Regions from separate parts of the Mus musculus genome. Here regions 1, 2 and 3 are each linked to region 4. Evidence: chromatin loops called from intact Hi-C (ENCODE). Cell type or tissue: heart. All regions are shown on one strand. Region 1 has its middle 27 kb from the start of Gm12408. Region 2 holds the start of Tomm5 (translocase of outer mitochondrial membrane 5). Region 3 holds the start of Exosc3 (exosome component 3). Region 4 holds the start of Shb (src homology 2 domain-containing transforming protein B).

Region 1 (5,000 bases), 83 kb before region 4:
ACATTGTATTGTTGTCAGGAAGCAAAAAGGCATGGGTACTGCGGTTTGGCTCCAGGTCTCTTGTTCAGCCCAGAACCCAGTCTGTGAGATAATACATTTAGGGTGGATTTTTCTCATCTCTATTAAACTAATCCAAAAAACACCCGAGCAGATAAGCTGTCAGGTTTGTTTCCATGTTGGTTCCAGACCACATCAATTGACAGTCATGTTAACTATTATGCTGAACCAGGCTCTCAGGTGACTTCATGGGCCCAGAAGTCACAAATTATTTTTATGTTTTAAAGACTGGTGGTGAGTCTACTTCCAGGGAATTAAAATCTGAATGTGGCAAGCCTTCTTCTAATAAATGGGTAAAGCCAATTCACAAGGGAGAATCAAGTTTATAAACCATATCCATGGGAAAGTCTGCAGTCATACCAGTGGCCAGAAAAAAATGCTAATAAAGATTATGACATACCTTTTTACAGTTATTAGAATAGTAAAAAGTCTATTTCAAGTCCTAACACCTATGCTCACTATGACAACGGAAGGGTCTCTCCCTCTGCCCTGGTGCAGTGTGGTTGCAAAACTGAAAAGAATCTTTGAAGTTGATTTGGCAATAGTATCAAACATCATGAAAATGCACAGACAACCCACTCATTCCACTCCAAAGAACTGGTCCAAAGAAAATAACTCAATATAAGAAAAAAAGTGTCTGCATGGTACAGTGCTGGTAAAATATAAGGAGAGGTAAAACAAACCATACACCAAATGATCTTTCCATAGTCCTGTCCCATCCGGCCTGCCTAGATATTCCAGGATCAACTGCCAACTCCCCTTCACAGCACAGGAGGAGCCCAGTCCAGAGGAAGAAGGACCAGTCTTGATTTCTGTGACTGTTCATTTCCAAAGCTTGGGCATAGTCTCAATTGTCCTCTGCTCCAAGGACAGGAGAAGCAGAGGAAACCAATTTGCTGATGAGGGAGAAGAAGGATATAGCTGACATAGAACACAGCAGCTATCTTATGGTAACAGCATCTTTGTTCCCCATTGCTAAGGCCCAGCCATTCATCCACCCTTCTATGAGGTGTCCCTCCTATCCTCCATGCAAGTCTCCCTCTCCCTCTCCCTCTCCCTCTCCCTCTCCCTCTCCCTCTCCCTCTCCCTCTCCCTCTCCCTCTCCCTCTCCCTCTCCCTCTCCCTCTCCCCCTCCCCCTCCCCCTCCCCCTCCCCCTCCCCCTCCCCCTCCCCCTCCCCTCCCCCTCCCCCTCCCTCTCCCTCTCCCTCTCCCTGTCTTTCTCTCTCCCTCCCTCCCTCTCTCTTTCTCTCTTCCCTGCCTCCCTCTCTCTCTCTCCCCCTCTCTCTGTGTCTCTCTCTCAATCTCTCTCTCTCTCTCTCTCTCTCTCTCTTTCTTCCCTGCCAAAGCTCTTTTGGATTGTTTCTGCCACTTAAACCTTACTAGCAGGTTCTCAGCAGTAACCACACCATTAGTTATGCATTTTGGTCTTTCTCAGGAAGGGAATGTGAACAAGAAGGGAAAGGAAACAACGGCATGGCTCAGTGCAGCTGCTGCAGAGCCAGCAAGACCCACACTGCACAGAGCACTGTGCACAGCAGCTCCAGCAAGACCCACACTGCACAGAGCACTGTGCACAGCAGCTCCAGCAAGACCCACACTGCACAGAGCACTGTGCACAGCAGCTCCAGCAAGGCTTTTGTATCGCACTTTGCACTGTGCACAGGAGCCAGGGAGGAAAGGGCATCATCATCCTTTCCCCGGACATAAGCCAAGGGCCATCTGCACACACCAGTTCCTTAAGGCATGTGATGGAACCATGTATGACCATTAACATGGATAATGACCCTCCCAGCTCTTGGAGGTGGAGGCACCAGGATCAAGAGTTCAAGATCAGCCTTGACAGCACACAGTGATTTTGAGGCCACCTTGGGCCAAATGAGCCTATTCTCAAAACAAACAACAAAAACTTGGTGATAGAAAGCAACTTGACAGGGGAAACATCTTATTAAAAAATCAGATACAACATTTGGGAGACTGAGGCACACGAATCTTCATGAGTTCAAAACTACCTGAGAGGCAAATGAAATGATTGAGTGGGTAAGAGGCACTTGCCTCCAAGTCTGATAGTCTTCTACCCCATAGGTAGAAGAAAGGAATAGACTCTCAAAATCTGTCCTCAGACACACACAATTAATTGAATAATTAATTAATGTAAAAAAATGTTGCATGCACTTTTGATGTAGAAGCAGGCAGATCTCTAAGTTTGAGACTGTCCTAGTCTACAGAGATTCCAGGACAGCCAGAGCTACACCATCTCAAAGAACCATTAAAAAAGTTTAAAGTCCAACCTGGGCTGCATGAGTTCCAGGCCAGTCTGAGCTGAAAATGCAAGAGGCCTCGTCTCAAAAGCAACAAAACTTTAGATGCGATATGGAGTGTGAGCTACATAGATCAAAATGCACACACAGAGAACTTGGGAAGGGACCATGTCATGATAACTGCCCAGCTGGGGACTCTAGTCCCACACCTCAGCATTGCTTCCAGTAAATTCAGGATTCTGAGCAAGCAAAGGGGTCACAGACCAAAGATCTGTGCTGCCAGTAAGCAGGCTTGCCACCGTCAGATCTGTGCTGCCAGTAAGCAGGCTTGCCACTCTCAGATCTGTGCTGCCAGTAAGCAGGCTTGCCACCCTCAGGAAGGAGATTTGGATTCCTTCAACTGGAGAGATCAGAGGTGAAGACCAAGGAACAGGATGGGTTTGAAGAGGCAGAAAAGGCACAGAAGAGAGCCGAGAGAGGGCTTCATGCACAGATGGGCTTCTGTGGCAGGAAGATGAGAGGCCACAGTGAAGTTCCTCAAGGACCAGCCTTGAAAAACAGGTGTCCCTCTGGCCACCTTCAGACCTTCTAGGCTTTTCCAGGATCATATACTTCTCATTAGTCGCTCTTACCCAGCCTAGTCTGACAAGCCCCGCCCTGTGTAAATTCTTCGGGGAGGGGGGGGGACACTCTGACTCCTCCAGGAGGGGGCGCTAGAGGATCCTTTGGTGCAGAGTTGGGAAGACAACGAAAACCAGGTTCCCTAATCATGCACTATGCTATCCAGAAATTCCCATCACCAAAAAGGAATAAATGCTATGTAACATTTCTTGAAACAAAATATTATACAGCATGGAAAATGAATGGAGTAAGCTACAAGTATCAACAGGGATAACAGTAAGTGTAAAAAAAAAAGCAACTCACAGAAGACAATAGTGAACAGCTGGATAACACTTTTCTGAAGGTCGGATGTAAATTAGCAGATCTCCTATAGCTATGCAATATAGGCATAGGTACTTAGATGATCACAAAAGAGAGAGGAAATGAAAACACCAAAATGTGAGATGTGTTCACCTCTGAGAGAGGCAAGAGGGTAAAATAAAGGAAAGACATCAGACATGGGCAAGATTAACAGGAAAATTCTGGTCCCAAGATAGGTGGTAGGCTATGGGAGCTGGTTTTAATACCATGTGTTGTAATGGATACATAGTATAAATAGTTTTCTCTATGTATACATAGACACATATGTAAGGTAACACAAGAACTCTTTTAAACTGCAACATAAATAGCTTATGACAGTAAATATCATTCTCAGGAGGTTTCTGTGAGCTCTCCTACAAACACGTCAGGGGCCCAAGGCTGGGAGAGCACAGAAAGTTCTGGGCTGGGCTCCCACCAGCTTAGGCACTCTGATTCAGATGTGGTATCTGCCCCCCAGCCCTATTTCAGGTATTGAAGTCTAATCTCCACTGTGAAATATTAAAGTGGAAATTTATTTCAGCTACGGTGTACAGAGGTAGGACATCTGGGGGGGTGGCTAGGATTCAGTGAGGTCATTAGCTTGGAATCCCCATCACTTATCCTGGTGTTCATAAAAGGAAGAAAGCCCAGAAGACACCCATACAAGTCCCCTGTCTCTTGTTGTGTAATACGTTGTACCACCTCAGGATTCTCCCAGCAAGAAGGGCATCACTGGATGTAACTCGATCTTTAAAACTGTAACCCCAAATAAGCCCCTTTTCTCTTCCAGTCTTTCATCCAGTCTTTCATCTCTTTCATCCAGTCTGAACATTGTATGATGGCAACAGAAAATGAACTAGTAGCCTGGCTCCACTGTGCTGCACCCCCAGCGGTGGCCACTCCTCAGAAGGACTGGGAGAGTGTGATAAGAAGCCTAGAGCAGTTTCCAGTCCTACCTCTGACTTACTGCACATTTCTGCTCAAGTTCTCAACCTCAGTTTCCCCTCTTGTACGGTGGGAGAATAGGGGTCTGGCAGGCAGTCAGGGGAGGTGGTCATAGGACCCTCATTCTTGCTCTGCTGAGTAGGCTAGGTGCCCGGACAAACGGGGTTTGCTGGAGTTGTCTTGTCCTCACCAGCCAGTAGACCAGGGTTATGATGTGAGTCTGAAATGTCCCCAGAGACTCTTGTTTTGGATGCCTGTTCCTAGGTTGAGTTATACTGTTTTAAAGGGCTCTGAAGCCTTGAGGACTCTAACTGGAAGTAGGTCACTAGGGGAAGGCCTTTGAAGGTTATATATAGCCCCTGCTCTCCCTCTCTCTCTCTCTCTTGCTCGCTTGCTCTCGCTCTCGTTCTCTTTCTCTCTCTCTCCCTCTTTCTCCTTCCTCCCCTCCCCCCTCCCTGTTCCACTACTCTTGTGAACAGTCACGCCAGCACACTCCTGCTGCCGTAATGCTGGCTGCTTGTCATACTTTGCCAGATGAGCTCTCTGGAACAGTGAGCCAAAACAAGGTCTCCTTCAGGTTGTTTCTGTCATGGGCTTTGGTCACAGCGATGCAGATGTGACCAGAGCTATGGGGCATTCAACTGCTCAGTGCTCTCTTTCTGTAAAGTCTAAATGGGCTGGAACTAGTAACTGCCTCACAGGTATGTGTGAGTGTCTGCCACAGACCCTGGGAAGAGGAAGCCCACTCTGTTGGGTGTGGTCTCCTTCCTGTTGCCTCT
Region 2 (5,000 bases), 420 kb after region 4:
TTTTGTTTTTTCGAGACAGGGTTTCTCTGTGTAGCCCTGGCTGTCCTGGAGCTCACTCTGTAGACCAGGTTGGCCTCCAACTCAGAGCTCTGCCTCTTTCTGCCTAGATTAAAGCCTCTGCTGAGAGTAAACCATCTCTTGTAGCAAGATCTGTTCATTGTTACATTGTTTCCTACCTTGAGCAATGCACATACTGGCTATTTTGTTTATCTGTTTTAGTTTGGTTTTGTTGACATGATAACCGAAAGCAACTAGGGAAGGAAATGGTTTATTCTTGCAGATAGGTGCAGTCCATCACAAAGGGAAGCCAAGAGCAGGAAGTCCAGGCAGGAGCCTGAAGGCAGGGTCTGAAGGAAGTGGAGGCTGTGGAGGAATGCTGCTTACTTACCTAGCCAGCTCTCTCTCAAACAATCCAGGCTCACGTGTCTAGGAATGGTACCGCTCTTACTGCGCTGGGCCCTCCCACACCGATCATCAATCAAGGAAGTGCCTCCCAGGCTTGCCCACAGGACGACCTGATGGGGACCTCACCTCAACTGAAGTGCCCTCTTCCCAGGTGACCCAAGCTTGTGTCATCTTAACAAGAATCTAGCCAGCACACTAGCTGATCACGGGTGATGATATATTGACATTCATGCACTCCAAACTATTATGCCCTCAATGACACAAATAGAATTCAAATGCATAGATGATCAGAGTGAGAAGAGACTTTAGAGCACGAAAGAGAGACTTGTCCCTGATTTTGTGAGCAGGGAGAAGCATTGCCAAGAGTGATCTTCTCGGCACTCATGAAGGCTGGACCTCTTCCTTAGGAGTCAGCCCCTCCCCTACCACTGCTGCCTCTGCTTGTCCACTGTCTGAATTATAGATGCAAATACTTACTAAAGCTTGAAGAAACACTCGAGAGTTTTTTACTCTAACCCCAGGGTCTTACACTCTGTCAATCAGGAAGGTGCTAACATTGTCAGTCATTCTCACAGTCAAGTTTTTTTGTTTGTTTGTTTGTTTTTTGGTGTTTTTGAGACAGGGTTTCTCTGTGTAGTCCTGGCTGTCCTGGAACTCACTCTGTAGAACAGGCTAGCCTCGAACTCAGAAATTCGCCTGCCTCTGCCTCCCAAGTGCTGGGATTAAAGGCATGCACCACCATGGCCGGCCTCAAGTATTATTCTTTTGTTTGTTTGTTTGTTTGTTTGTTTGTTTTTCGAGACAGGGTTTCTCTGTGTAGCCCTGGCTGTCCTGGCACTCAATTTGTAGACCAGGCTGGCCTCGAACTCAGAAATCTGCCTGCCTCTGCCTCCCGAGTGCTGGGATTAAAGGCGTGTGCCACCACGCCCGGCTTCAAGTATTATTCTTTTTTTTTTAAGATTTATTTATTTATTATATGTAAGTACATTGTAGCTGTCTTCAGACACTCCAGAAGAGGGAGTCAGATCTCCTTATGGATGGTTGTGAGCCACCATGTGGTTGCTGGGATTTGAACTCCCGATCTTCAGAAGAGCAGTCGGGTGCTCTTACCCACTGAGCCATCTCACCAGCCCTCAAGTATTATTCTTATTTAACCCCAAATTCATTGTTGTTATACAGTGTGCCTGCAAAAAGAGACGTTCTGATATTGGATTATGTGAAAAATTCAGTTGTCCCATTCATGTCTGAAAACTCTAACTTGATTTTCTCTCATCTGTCCAGTGTTGATCAGTTTTGATCTGGGCTCATACTTGCTGTAGTCCAAGATCTTCATTAGAATATTTAAAGATCAGTTACCTCCAAAAAATGAGTGTACAGAAAAAAAATGTGGGAAATGTTAGAATTTCAGTGTCTGGGACACTAGCAGTCTGAGCTCACTAGCTGAGGGTGATAACCTTGACCTCTGTTTTTTGTTTGTGTTTGTTTATCTTGGGATTGTTTGTTTGTTTCAGATTGTCCTTGTAATTACTTTGTAACCCAGGCTGCCCCTAACCTTGCAGTAATTCTTTTGCCTCTGTCTTCTGAGGGCTGAAATTACAGGTGTGAGACACTGTTTCCACCTTGACCTTGAACTCATTCGTTTGTTTGTCTGGAGACAGGATTTTTCTGTGTCACCCTGGCTGTCCTGGAACTCACTCTGTAGACCTGGCTGGCCTTGAACTCAAAGATCTGCCTGCCTGTGTCTCCCAAGTGCTTGAGCCAGCACTGCCCTGACCTTCAACTCTTGACCCCTTTTTTCCAGCAGCCCAGTGCTGGGAACACAGGTGTGTGCAGCACTGTGCTGGCTAGTTTTTGTCAACTTGACACCTAGGAAGCGAAAACCTCAATTGAGGAATTGCCTCCACCAGATTGTCCTATTGGTGAATTTGAGGGTCATTGTGTGACTACTAGTTGATGGAGGAAGGCTTAGCCCACTGTGGGCAATGCCACCCGGCAGGTGGTCCTAACCAATAAAAGTAAGTTAGCTGGTTGAGGCCAGCTAGCCAGTAAAGACAACGTCTCCGCTTGGTTTCAGTTCCCTCCTCTAGGTTCCAGCTTGAACTCCAGTGCTGGCCTCCCTGGATAACGTTAACAGGTTAGGTGAAACACTTTCCTTCCTAAGTTATTTTGGTGGTGTTTATCACAACAGCAACACTATCCAGGGCTTCATGCATCCTAAGAAAACGATTTGGCAAACGAACTTCATTCCCAACTAAGTTGTTTTAAATTTCAAACCTAGGAAGGACAGACTAAAATGTGCATTTCACGAAGTACTGTCTTAGATTCTTCATAAATGTTATTATTATTTATAATGATATTTTTGCACACACCTCCCTACTTTACAGCATAAAACAACTTTACAGGTGGCACTCTCCCGGCTAGGGACCAAAACACAGTCCAGATCCACCCAAGGCTCAGAGACTTAAGGCGGCGGCCGCCCCCTTCAGGTCTCTTTGCTTCAGACACAAGAAGACAGGATGAAATTTTCCCCTCACAGGTTCCCGTCACAGGACAGAAACAAGGGGTGGGACAGGAAGTGGAGCCTGGCTAAGTTCCGGGTGCAGGGCGGCCACTGGAGGAGAGCAAGCTGCTGCTCTCGCAAGCTTTGGAGGCAGAGCCGCCGCAATGTTCCGGATCGAGGGTCTCGCGCCCAAGTTGGACCCGGAGGAGATGAAGCGGAAGATGCGTGAGGATGTGGTCTCCTCCATTCGGAACTTCCTCATCTACGTGGCCCTGCTGCGAGTCAGTGAGTGTCCTTCTGGGCTGTGACCGTGAGGCCACGCGTCCACACCCAACCCTGCACGCGGTCGTGGGGCCTTGAGCTGAGCATCCTGGGGAGAGTGGGGTGCTTGCACGTCCAGGACTGCCCAACTGCGCACACTCTGGGGGTCTGCGGGTCCTGGGGATGTGCCCAGTGCACGTGGTGGCGGAGGACGCGTGGTTAAGTCACCTTTGCTCGCCCAACGTTTGTGCTTAAGAAGCTCCCACGTGTTATCCTCGGAGCAATACCCTCGTTTTGCAAACCTAGAAACGGTCCCCGGAAGGTGGCTGACCCAAGGTCATTTGGCCGTTCAGAGAACGAATACAATTCCGGCTGAGCTCTTAATAAGGTAGCAGGCGCTTTCTCTCTCTGCTTGCCTTTGAAGTACAAGAGATTAGCTTTCTTTATGTTTGTTTGTACAGAGGGTGAAGTAAATAATTGGTTTTTCTTGGAGAATCTCTGAAGCGTTTGATCTCAACATTAACAAAAGTTGCTTGATCTGTGCCACCTCACCCCAAGTGAGAGCTTGAGTTCATAGGACACATACTCAAGGTTAAAGCCATACTGTCAATTTAAAAGTCAGGGGCTGGCTAGGTGGCTCACTGAGTTGCCTGAGCCGGATCCACACGTGGTGGCAGGAGAGAACCAGTTTCCAGAAGTTGTACTCTGACCTCCACACCTGTACCACTTCTTCCTATTGTCCAGTGCTTGCTTGCCTGTGGGAGTCTTCTGGGCAGGGAGAGGCAGGAGCGATTCAAATAATTGAAGAACATACCAACATTTTTAGAAGACTGGAGTTAAGGCCTCCCTCATTTGGGTGCCTCTTTTGCTGTACTCTCTGTATTGCTGGCTCCTCCAGGACAGGACATCTTGGGGGAAATGGAAGCACCCAAAACATCCTGCTTACCCTTTAAACTTTAGCTTTCCCATCCTTCTCTTATAGGCAAGAGCTCTCAAGGAAATGTTAGCTTAGTGCACTGATTTATTCTATTTAATGATTTTTATTTAGAACCGGGCATGGTAGCACACACTTTTAATCCCAGCACTCAGAAGGCAGAGGTAGGTGGATCTCAATGATTTTTTTTTTTTTTTTTTTTTTTAAAGACCAGCCTGGTCTGCAAATGGAGTTCCAGGACAGACAGGGCGGTTACACAGAGAAATCTGTCTTGAAACAAGAGACTTTTGTTATGTGTTTTTCTGCTTGTCTATATGTGAACCACGTGCCTGCAGTCCAGAAGGGGGCGTTGGAATCCCTGGAACTGGAGTCAAGCTGGCCATTAATTGTAAGCTGCCAGGGATGGCTGGATGGCTGGGCTGCTGGGATCTGAACTCAGGTCCTCCTGATTGACCGCAGACACTCTGAACTGCTGAGTCATCTCTATCTCAGCAACGCCACTTGGGTATTCCAGACAGCTCTGTGCACATCATTTATCACATCAGCACAGTAACTGGTGTGATCTGAAGGGCATAGGTGACAGAGTCATAGAGAAACCAGAGTAGGTGTCTGTTCCTCTGCTTGCCTTACACACACACACACACACACACACACACACACACACACACCTCCTAGCCCCTGTTCTCCCAGCATTGGTAATGAAGCCTAATGCCCATTTGATTCCTCTTGCATTTCGTCTTGTTTGGGTTAAAAAGGAATCTGCTCCACCTCCCACCCCCCTCAAGTATACCTTGGGGGTAAAGTCCTTGCCTGGCCCGTGCAAGACCTGGATTTAACTTCCTGTAGTGCAAAATAGGTCAAAGATGCCCACAGTGAAGGGCTGTTGGGGTTACGTACAGC
Region 3 (5,000 bases), 210 kb after region 4:
CACAGGGGATAGCAGGAGGAAGGGACGGAGACGGAGGGAGACGGAGACAGAGAAACTAAGACATCTAGGAAAAGCTTGAAAAGCTTCGGTTGAGATCCAGTTTTTCAGGGTGGTAACACTCGGCTGCCTAAGTAGGGATGAAGGCCTGTGGTACTCAAACCCCCAAATGGCCTCCACTGCAAACTCAATATAGACGCAGCTGAGTCTACCTGGGCAACTCAGGGAAAAGTTGCACAAGCCAGACTGAGAAAGAGGTACCCACATGGCCTATACTGTCTTTTAGTGTTCTCTTTATTCTCCAACGGCCACAGCCATTTACACCACCATTAAAAAAGACCTCCTGTCGTTTCGAGACTTCATGACTATCACCACTCCCGAATCCAGAGTATCCCTCTTGCTGCTGAATTCCGAAGAGGTTATAAGCCAGGATGCTTTGAGACAGACTCTTAACTGCACGCAGGTGCGCTACCGCAGGAACCTGAGGATTCGAAGTACAAACTTGGCAGGGCTCAGGCGACAAGCCTTCCAGCTCGAGGCCCTCGCGGGCGTGTCCGGTGGGTGGTGCTTGCAAGGGCCCGCCTTTTCTGGCCTTGAGTCTCCAATGACTTAGCCTCCTTTGTTTTCTGAATCCACGCGTGGGCTACCTCCTGCCCCTTTGCTAAAAGAAGTGCACCGGGTATGGCTCCTGCCCTAGATTTTGTATTCTATTTCCTTGGGAAACTCCAAACTACCTAGGGTAGGTGCTGAGGACCAGTCCTGAGAATGAGCAACGTTCATTCTCCTTCTCCACCTTTCAGAGGCCTGACATCACTGAATACACCAAAGGCATAGCATTGAGCCATTGAATTAAAGTGGGCTTGGTTGGTTAGTCACAGAATACCTATCGTTTTTTGAGACCTGAGTTATAAAGGAAGAAAGAAGCATAATTTACCTCTGCCCAGAGAACGTCTCTCTGTGAGAGACTAACCAAGTGGTACAGTCTAGGGGGCTTGAAAGGAAAAAAAATGGCGCTCGACAGGTGGAAGCAGAAACCTCTCAAATGCAGACGACATAATCAGCTGTTGAAGAAAGCTCTTTATGAGGAGTGAAGAAAACCACAAACTGGACACCAAGAAAAAGACCCTTTTCAAAATACATAGGGGATTCAGCACCCCAAATCCAATCTTTTCTGGAGAACTGGCGTTTTTAAAGTCTTTGAAGAGTCTCTCCCCCCCCCCTCCCCCAAATGTAGGGTTGGTCGATTTGAATAAAGAATTGATGGTGAATTAGGCCAGAACTGTTGTGTAATGTGTCCTGTGCAGGCCTTGAACTTGTTCAACCGGCCCATCAGCAGGGGGCTTGCTGTTGTTGCAGGTGAGAGTTAAAAGTGTGGGGGTCCCTGCAAGCTCTGCTGCCAGCGGATCCCCAGAAAGTAAGAAGTAAACGTGGTTCAGCATGACTTAGCCGGGCTGGTACAAACTTCGGGAGTCTGACTCCAGTTTATTTTTATTTATTTATTTATTACTTATTTAAACAGTAAAACTTTCAAAAGAAAAAAAAAAAGGTTTTCTTGTGACAACTATTACCACAAAGCTTAGGACACGGTTATATCTAAACTCCCTTGCAAAGTGCATGTTTTCTTGAAAAGCACCATGACCTCTTCCACAAGAGTGGGTTCTGTTGACTGAGAAAACATGCTCAGGAGAAGAGCCTAGGGAGGAAAGGTTTTTATAATCATAATAGCAAACTCTTTTTCAAATCCATGAGATCTCTCTTATAAGGATGGAGTCTATGGACTGGAAATGCTCAGGAAAAGGGGGATTCAGGTGAGAGCTAGCTCCACAGAATGGTAAAATTACCTGGTATTCAACAACCTCCATTCCAGCCTTCCAAGTGAATAGCTGTCAATTTCTTCCATTGAAGAAAAAGATCTGCATGTTTAACAATTCTGGTTTCTATAGGACTACCTGGAAGCACATGCCCTCCTACCCTCTACACAAAAGCCTACACAGCCTTTTTTTGAGGCTGCTAAGCTTGTATTGAGTTAGGAGGTTGAGGTTGAGGAAGAAGTTAGCCAACTTGACAATTCATCACCTGTTACCTAGCCGTGGCTCCTCTCCTTATCTGCCTACCTCGGAGTCTTACTCTCAGTCTTTCAATAGCACTAATTAACAACTTGGCTGGGGCACTTGTATTTCAGTTGTCCCTTATATCCAGGGATTAAATGGCTTGCCAGCATTTTACCAAATTTGCAGGAATTGTGATGCCCCTTCCCTAAAAAAAAAATCTATAAACTCGAGTTGGCAGCAAAGCATCAAGCAACTGATCTCAGTCAATGCCAAGGCCTTCAGTGCTGTTGGAGAACTGAATCAATTACTCATTGAAGATGCCGACAGAGAAACGCTGGTTTCACAGATAACCCCAAAGTCAGAAAACTGTAAGTTCTTAAGTTCTTGCACATTGTGGGTTTTGGATTTAACAGTTTCTCACATAGCTGTTAGTGTGCTCCCAAAGAAGTAGCTGGGAGAATTCCTGAGTTACCGATGTTCCCAAGCCACTGAAGAGATGAACTCAAGTAGGTGAAAAGGTGTGATGTGTGTGGGAGGAGGTGGGAGATTGTTACATTAGGTACCGTGAAGCTACAGACACAGGGCAGGGAGTAGCACCCATGGGATGAAGCGAGTATCTCCCAAGCTCAAGTCCAACTCAGAAAGCCCACAACCACCGGAAAGAGATGACCCTGGTGGGCGGGTAGCGGAAGCGGAAGTAGATACCGGAAGCTGCGATGGTGACGCCTGCCATGGCTGAAGTACTGTCCGCGGGACCGGAGTCGGTGGCGGGCTGCCGAGCACGGGCCGTGCACAAGGTGCTGAATCAGGTGGTTCTCCCCGGGGAGGAGCTGGTGCTGCCGGACCACGAGGACGTAGACGGCCTTGGCGGCGCCGGGGAGCAGCCGTTACGCCTGAATGCGGGTGCGCGCCCGAGGCTGCGCGTAGTGTGTGGCCCAGGTTTGCGACGCTGCGGGGACCGTCTGCTGGTCACCAAGTGTGGCCGCCTGCGTCACAAGGAGCCCAGCGGAGGCGGCGGCGGCGTTTACTGGGTGGACTCGCAGCAGAAGCGGGTGAGCGGATGTCGGAGAGGCGGCGCTGCCGCGAAAGTGGGCCCCCTGCAAGCGATCATAGGTTAAGGCGAATCTAGAGCCGCGGTGGCTTCTAGCCCCCTCTCTGCATCTTCTTTAGAGGAACCACAATAGGAACACATCCTGAGAAGGGTGACAGGAGAGAAAGGTTCCGTGAGATCTTGTCTTGAAAAACCCAAAGCCTCGGGGTTGCCATTTGGTGTCCCAGTTGCAATGAGTCCAAATAAATCACAGGGAATTAAAATTCCCATAGAATAATTAAGAGCTTTCACTTAGGAATAATGTCAAATGGAGTGGGTTTCCTTGAATGTAAAGATTCTTGTGCCACCAGACTTGTAAAGGATGCTGAGAAAACTTGAAACTTGATCAAGTGTGAATTAGACGTTCATAAAGTTGGACTGGTGCGGGCCGGTTTTGTAGTTGCAGCTACATGGGGAGTATGAGTTGGCTGGATAGGTTGAGACCCACCCTGATCAACCTAGATGAAAGTTTCAGAAGATATTTTGTAATGATATTTGTATTATTTATGACTGTTCTTTCATTCTGCTTTTAGTATGTACCTGTGAAAGGGGACCACGTGATTGGCATAGTGATCGCTAAATCTGGAGATATATTCAAAGTTGATGTTGGAGGGAGTGAGCCAGCGTCTTTGTCTTACCTGGCATTTGAAGGGGCAACTAAAAGAAACAGACCAAATGTGCAGGTAATAATGGGAGTCTTTGGTTTCAACAAGAAAAAATATCCACTCCCGAGAAAGTTAACTATCCAGAGGGCTACTTGAATTGTCTTCAAAGCATAAACCAGTTCTCCAAGACAGTTTATAAGAGTTTCTCAGGCGCTGCGGCTCCAGAAGTATTGCTGTATGTCATGTTTGCAGCCTTGGTTCTTTTCTACCGGGTTGAAGAGTTACATCTGCTATCCCCCTCCTTACCTGTCATGTCTGAATCCACCCCATGAGGAAAATGGCCCTAGTCTAAGGGCCATGGGCACTATTGGCTATCTGTTCATCATGGCTCTAAATCCTTGGAGCTGGAGCTGACAGAAGAGTAATCTTGTTTCTGTAGGTTTTCAGGTTGGGCTTTCTGGGTAGTTTAGCCATGTTCTTCCTGAACACCTGAGCCAGAAATGTGCTGGCCTCTCTGCTGCTTTTTCTTCAACTCTCAAGGGTCTTTAGTCACTCAATCTTATTTGTTCCTTCTCTTATCTTTTGTATGCCAACCCCTTTGTCTCACTTTTGACAGGAGCGGGCAACAATCTTATGAACTCATTAAAAAAAAAAATCTCATTAAAAAAAGGATTGTTCAAATCACACAGAGAGCATTGTACTCAGGGGTCTTTCCTCGTGGTTTCTGTTACTTCATGGAACCATATTTAAGCTTCACAGTGTAACTGGGCTTTGTTTCCTTCCCTTGGGTCTTTATTAATGGTGTTCCTGTTTGGAGCTGTGTCCTCAGCCCTAGGAGACATCACCTTTGAGGTCCAGGCTGACTGAGTTGATGACTGTCTCATCGTCACTTGTCCTGCATATTCACCACACACTGGGTTCATTCTCATTGCCCTGTGCAGGACCACATGCCCAGGAAGCCGGAAAAGGTGTAATGATTCCCGCTAGGTTTTGTAATCACCCACAACAGTGGGGACTTACAAGGCATTTTTAAAGTATGCACAGGAAAGTGTGCCTACATGTATGTTTTTGCACGCTGTGTGACAGCTTCTTGTGGAGGTCAGACAGGAAGGTCAGGTCCCCTGAAACTTGAGTTATGACAGGTTGTGAGCAGCTACACGGGTGCTAGAAACCAAAGCTGGGTCCCCTACAAGAGCAGTAAGTACTCTTAGCCCACGAGCCATCTCCAGCTCAACAGTGGGTATTTTTAATGTTGAA
Region 4 (5,000 bases):
AATACAACTTCGCTTCCTAAACCTTCAGAAAAGCAAGATACTGTTTCCATGTGCAGCACACATGCAGGGAGCAGAGAACAGGCCTCCAGACCCTGGGGAGGACTTTCTTGGCCCAGGTGGCCTGGCTGACTGCCAGGATCTGGCTTCCTTTCCTTCCTGAGCCTAGAAGCTGGAGGGAGGGGGCGGGACGGGGGTGGGGCTTAAAACGAGGATGTCCTGGTCGGTCAGGTTTTTTCCCCTTAATTGGGGCCTCCCTCCATGCAGCATGATTAAGTGCTTGCGCAGCAGAGCAAGGATTTAAAGGGTAATTTGAGACATATAAGTGTAGGGATACCCAAAATAAGCATCTCAGCATCAACTTCTGGGGTCTCTCCCTATCTATGCTCCACACACCAAACGTTCAGCCTTGTCCTGTGTGCAGAGTTTAAGACTATTTCCTAAGGATGCTAAATGAATAGGTCTCAGGTAAGAAATAAGTGGGAATGTTATCGGAGATTGTTGGGGTTCAGGTAGCAGTGGGGTTTGGGAAATTCAAGTGGTCTTAGGGAACGAGAGAGGCAAGTAGTCTGACTACGTGGGGCTGAGCAGATAGATTGGAGCCTTCGGAGTCATGGGTCTGCCTTTTTCTAGTGTGGTGTCGCTGGAGCCTGAGTCTGGTAGGTCGCAGGGAGAGTTTGGAAGAGGTCACATTGTGCCTTACCAGGTCCCGAAGTCTCAGGATGAGAGTCTGACCTCCAGTACTAGCAGATCCTGGATTTGCTCTCTACTTCGATAGGTTACTGTTCCTACAGGACACAGGAAAAACAGTGTGTCCAACCTATATATAATGTACAGGTGACAGGTGAAATTACGGTCACAGTGTGTTATTTTGGCAAATCACCATTCTGAAGGACGGTTTCAGCTCAGAGGTACTCAAGGGGGATGGGGGGTGGGGCTGGCCAAATAGAACTTCCAAACATATCTAACATCTAGAAGGCAGATATCTTATTTCATTTTCAGGCAGTATTTTGTTCTTGACAAGGCTCCTGCTACCCCCTCTGAGAGCAGACTCAGAAAGCTACCCCCCTTTGGCCTGGGTTTCCTCACGTTTGGATAATAACTCCATTGTCTTAAGTTACATCATCACAGTGCCACCAGATCCTAGTCATCCATGTATAATCTACCTCGGGGCCTCAGTTTCTCCATCTGGAAAACTGTCTCTGGATTAAATAGAGTCTCGCCAGCTCCGGCAACCTTAAGCGTTAAATGTTTACATAGCTGGTTCCACTAGGTTGGCAGTGAACAGGGTTAAAGCCCCACTTCCTAGAAGGTGAAAAGGTAAGCAAACAGTCCGACCTCCCCTTAGCCTTGCTCAGGGATTGGTGCCCCGCCTGGTCCCAGCCGCCTATCCCGTCCGGATCCGTCATCTGGATTGCTAATACACTCATTAGCATAAAGAGTTTTTCCGAAGACCCGGCGCCGGAAAAGCTGAACCGGAGTCTCTGTCCCTTTAAAGAGAAGAGGGACAGCCACTCTCTCATTTTAGGGCATCTCCTCTGCATGGTCCTCTCGGTCAACTAGAGGTCGTGCGTTAGTCCAGCCTGCCTACCACCTCGATGGTGGACATCCATTCCTAGAGTGCACGGCGCGTGGGCCCCCAGGGACTGTGCTGACTGCTTTGGCTTCAAAGAGCCGCAGTCCCTGCTGGAGGGAGGCACGGCCTGCCAAGCCGCAGGACGCGGGCGCCCTAGGGCAGGACCCCGGAGCTGGCGCCCAGGCGGCCGCAGGAGGTGGCTCGTGCAGTCGTGAGGAGGTTCCTGGCTGCACGCGGGGGCGTGGCCTAGGAGGGGCGTGGCATTGGCGGAGGGGTGGGGCCTGCGGGAAGGGGCGGGGCCGCGGCGCTGGGCGGGTTCTGGCGGCCGAGTGTCACACACGCGGCGGCTCGGGAGGCGGCAGCAGAGGCAGCGGCAGAGCCAGGCGCCGCCGGGACGGGCAGGGGCGCGCGGGCTCCGCCAGGCGCCGGCCGCCTCCCTCATTCGTTCGCTTGTTTTCCGACCCGCAGTGGGGCCGGGCTCGCCCCCGTGCACTCGAGAAGCCCGCAGCTGGCCGCGGCTCGCACGGGGCAGGGGCGCGCTCCGCGAGGGTGGGGGCGCTGGGTGCGGGCGTGCGCGGCGGGGGGCGCCTGGCCTTCCGCTCTAGGCGGCCCGGGTCCCTATGAGACACGTCTGTGCGGGGCGCGAGATCCAAAGCTCGGTCGGCGCGCGGCAGGGGCGGAGGGCTGTGCAGCAGCGGCCGGAGCCAGGCGGCGGCCGGCAGGAGGCGGCGGCTGCGAGAACTTGAACTTGGCGACCGGTGCCCCGCACGCCCCCCACCGGGGCAGGGGCGTTGCGGGACTGGGCGACAGCGTTGTCCCCCGAATGGCCGCGGCGGCGGACCGGGCTCGCGCGCCGCGGCCCTAGGCGGCCCTTCGCCATGGCCAAGTGGCTGAACAAGTACTTCAGCTTGGGCAACAGCAAGACTAAGAGTCCGCCGCAGCCGCCGAGGCCGGACTACCGGGAGCAGCGGCGCCGGGGCGAGCGACGAGAGCAGCCCCCGCAGGCCGTGCCGCAGGCCTGCTCGGCGTCCTCGGCGTCCTGTGGGTCGGCCGCCGCCTGCTTCTCGGCCTCGTCGGGCTCTCTGCCCGACGACAGCGGCAGCACGAGTGACCTCATCCGCGCCTACCGCGCGCAGAAGGAGCGCGACTTCGAGGACCCGTACAACGGGCCGGGCTCGTCGCTGCGCAAACTGCGAGCTATGTGCCGCCTGGACTACTGCGGCGGCGGCGGCGGCGGGGACCCCGGCGGGGGCCAGCGCGCCTTCACGGCGGCAGCGGGAGCTGCGGGCTGCTGCTGCGCGGCGGCGGGAGCGGGCGCCGCCGCGTCCTCGTCCTCATCCTCCGGCTCCCCGCACCTCTACCGCAGCAGCAGCGAGCGGCGGCCGACGACGCCGGCGGAGGTGCGCTACATCTCCCCTAAGCACCGACTCATCAAAGTGGAGAGCGCGAGCGCTGCGGGGGACCCTCCGGGAGGCGTGTGCTCTGGCGGCCGTACCTGGAGCCCGACGACCTGCGGAGGCAAAAAACTGCTCAACAAGTGCTCCGCCGAGGAGACCGGAGCTGGTCAGAAAGATAAGGTAAGCTCCAAAGCTATTGGTGCGCTTGGGGAACTGAGGCACTGCCACGTTTCCCATCCCTTGCATCAACTTTGCTCTGGCATCCTGGGGTCTAGGCTACAGCGCTCATTTTGCCAGATGGTGATTAGACTCCGACTCTTTGGTTCCTGCTCCCCAAACGCACCCTTGCGGATCCCAGAGCCAGAGCGAGAGCACCCCGTCTAACTACCCAGAAGACAGACCCAGCCAGCCCTTCCGGCTCCCCCAGTAAAGTTAGCAGCGGCTGGCCTAAAAGAGCATTTACTCTCGTTTACCCCGGGGTCCCTGTAGTGGTCCCCCTCCCAGATGCAGATGGGAATTGAGGTCTAGAATGGGAAAGGGAATCTCCGGGTCGTAGATTTCCTTATTGGCTGTCCCAGAATATCTGTATGTGTGTAAATGCTTCTAAACGTCCCACTCTGCGTGCCAGGTTTCCGAAGCCAAGCGGCCTTTTGTACTAGAGCGATATTGGGAACCCCCATGCAGGCTTTTCCGGTGTTAAGGTTCGTCCTCCCAGAGAATTTACCCATCTGGCCTTTCCCACCCGCTCTCCCCAGCTCCGCAGGCAGTCTGCTAAAAAGAGACCCTTCTCTGCCCACTTCATTCTCTTTCCTGATTCCATCCCTGTAGTACCGTCTCGGGAATGAGAAGCCTTTGTGGCAATCCCCTGCCGAATCTATCAGGCCATCTTGTTCCCTGCTTCATAACAAGGGAGTTAATTACAGGCAGGCCCCTCTACTCTTCCTTCCCTTCACACTCCTGAGTTAACCTCCCTTCCCCCATAAAATACTTGTTCTGCCCACTTCTCGCTGAGGCAGTGTTTTGATTAAATCTGAGGCCCAGTGAGAGATCTTCACGGCAGGGTTGCTTGGCTGGCCGGCCCCTGCTTTGCCTGCGTTCTTCCCCACACTCTCCTTGCAAGCTCAAACTTTTGCCTGGACTGATAGAGATTGGCTAGCCTAGCAGGGAGACATTTCCTACCTGTCAGCGGGTGCTTGGCAAGGCTTCTTTTTGCTTTATGGGAGAGGTGAGGAAGGATATGCCCTCCTGAAAAAGTTGCCTGTCTGGTCTCCCTGGGGTCATCCTGCATTGTCTGCCCAGGATGGATGGTATGAGCAGCCTGAAGGAGCCTATGTCCCCAGGAACGGTGTGGGCACACACCTTGGAAACGCATACTCTTTGTGCTTCCCAAGTATCCAAGATGCCACACTGAGAACAGAGAGCTGGAAGCCCTGGTGACTCATACAGTCACCAAGGGTACAAGAGGAGAGATGTCCCTGAGAAGAGCTGAGCTATTGGGCTTGTGGTTGATGTTTTCTGGAAGTCAAGCTTCCTGCAGCTTCATATGTGGTGGGCTCACTGGGTGAGCTTTGAGCTTTTCCATATGAAAGTGAGGAGAGAGCTTTCCAGAGAGGTTTGCAGCCCACCTCACCTGACTCAGCATCCCTAGTTGCCCAAGACCACTGCCCCCCAGGGGGCAGACTTTCCTTGTTTACTGCTTGTGGTTCAGCCTGCTCTCAGAAATCTTTGTGTGGCTTTCAAATTTGTTGTAAACATTTTTCCCCCCAATTAGAGTTAAGACTTACAGATGCATAGTAATCATACTTTGTAGCTGGAATGTCAAGTGTGCCTAAGACTTGGCTACATTGTCACAATATTTCCCATGGGTCTTTGCTCTCCTCTTCCAGGTGCTGGAAGGGGGATCCTGAGCAGGGTATGTCTGTGTTGAGTGCTGTGACAGAGGGCACCCTGTGATGGGGCCTGGTGTTAAATGGGGTTTCCATTGTTGACCTGGAGCCAGGAGTGATCAGGGGATGGCTGGAGAAGTGTCT

What was found. Hi-C counts contacts between places; a loop is a spot of excess contacts. Peaks named below come from ENCODE experiments on the same cell type or tissue, not always from the same donor. Only the 100,000 strongest peaks of a DNase experiment are listed, where the experiment ranks them.
Region 1: a loop joins it to region 4, with 2.0 times the contacts of the local background. A loop is called at or near these places in 8 of 42 quality-filtered maps.
Region 2: a loop joins it to region 4, with 2.5 times the contacts of the local background. A loop is called at or near these places in 3 of 42 quality-filtered maps.
Region 3: it touches region 4 in a loop (3.0-fold over the local background); 2 of 42 quality-filtered maps call a loop at or near these places.

Annotation. Positions count from the first base shown.
Region 1 is chr4:45,610,324-45,615,323 of GRCm38, reverse strand. No RefSeq gene overlaps it. Among named protein-coding and RNA genes, the nearest start is that of Gm12408, 27 kb to the left of the region's middle. In heart, a CTCF peak has its summit at 3,042 (motif pointing right); no DNase peak of the experiment used is centred here; H3K27ac peaks cover 290 bases.
Region 2 is chr4:45,106,103-45,111,102 of GRCm38, reverse strand. Tomm5 (translocase of outer mitochondrial membrane 5) reads left to right here and starts at 2,990. Exons shown (of 2, transcript NM_001099675.1): 1 at 2,990-3,190. The coding sequence starts at 3,070. In heart, a CTCF peak has its summit at 2,888 (motif pointing left); a DNase peak (open chromatin) is centred at 2,952; H3K4me3 peaks cover 2,127 bases; H3K27ac peaks cover 1,845 bases.
Region 3 is chr4:45,318,371-45,323,370 of GRCm38, reverse strand. Exosc3 (exosome component 3) reads left to right here and starts at 2,755. Exons shown (of 4, transcript NM_025513.4): 1 at 2,755-3,100; 2 at 3,672-3,821. The coding sequence starts at 2,780. In heart, no CTCF peak of the experiment used is centred here; a DNase peak (open chromatin) is centred at 2,820; H3K4me3 peaks cover 1,957 bases; H3K27ac peaks cover 1,276 bases; H3K27me3 peaks cover 1,427 bases.
Region 4 is chr4:45,527,712-45,532,711 of GRCm38, reverse strand. Shb (src homology 2 domain-containing transforming protein B) reads left to right here and starts at 1,884. Exons shown (of 6, transcript NM_001033306.1): 1 at 1,884-3,150. The coding sequence starts at 2,452. In heart, CTCF peaks have their summits at 1,927 and 4,645 (motif pointing right); DNase peaks (open chromatin) are centred at 131, 1,581, 1,731, 3,431 and 5 weaker places; H3K4me3 peaks cover 4,865 bases; H3K27ac peaks cover 4,620 bases.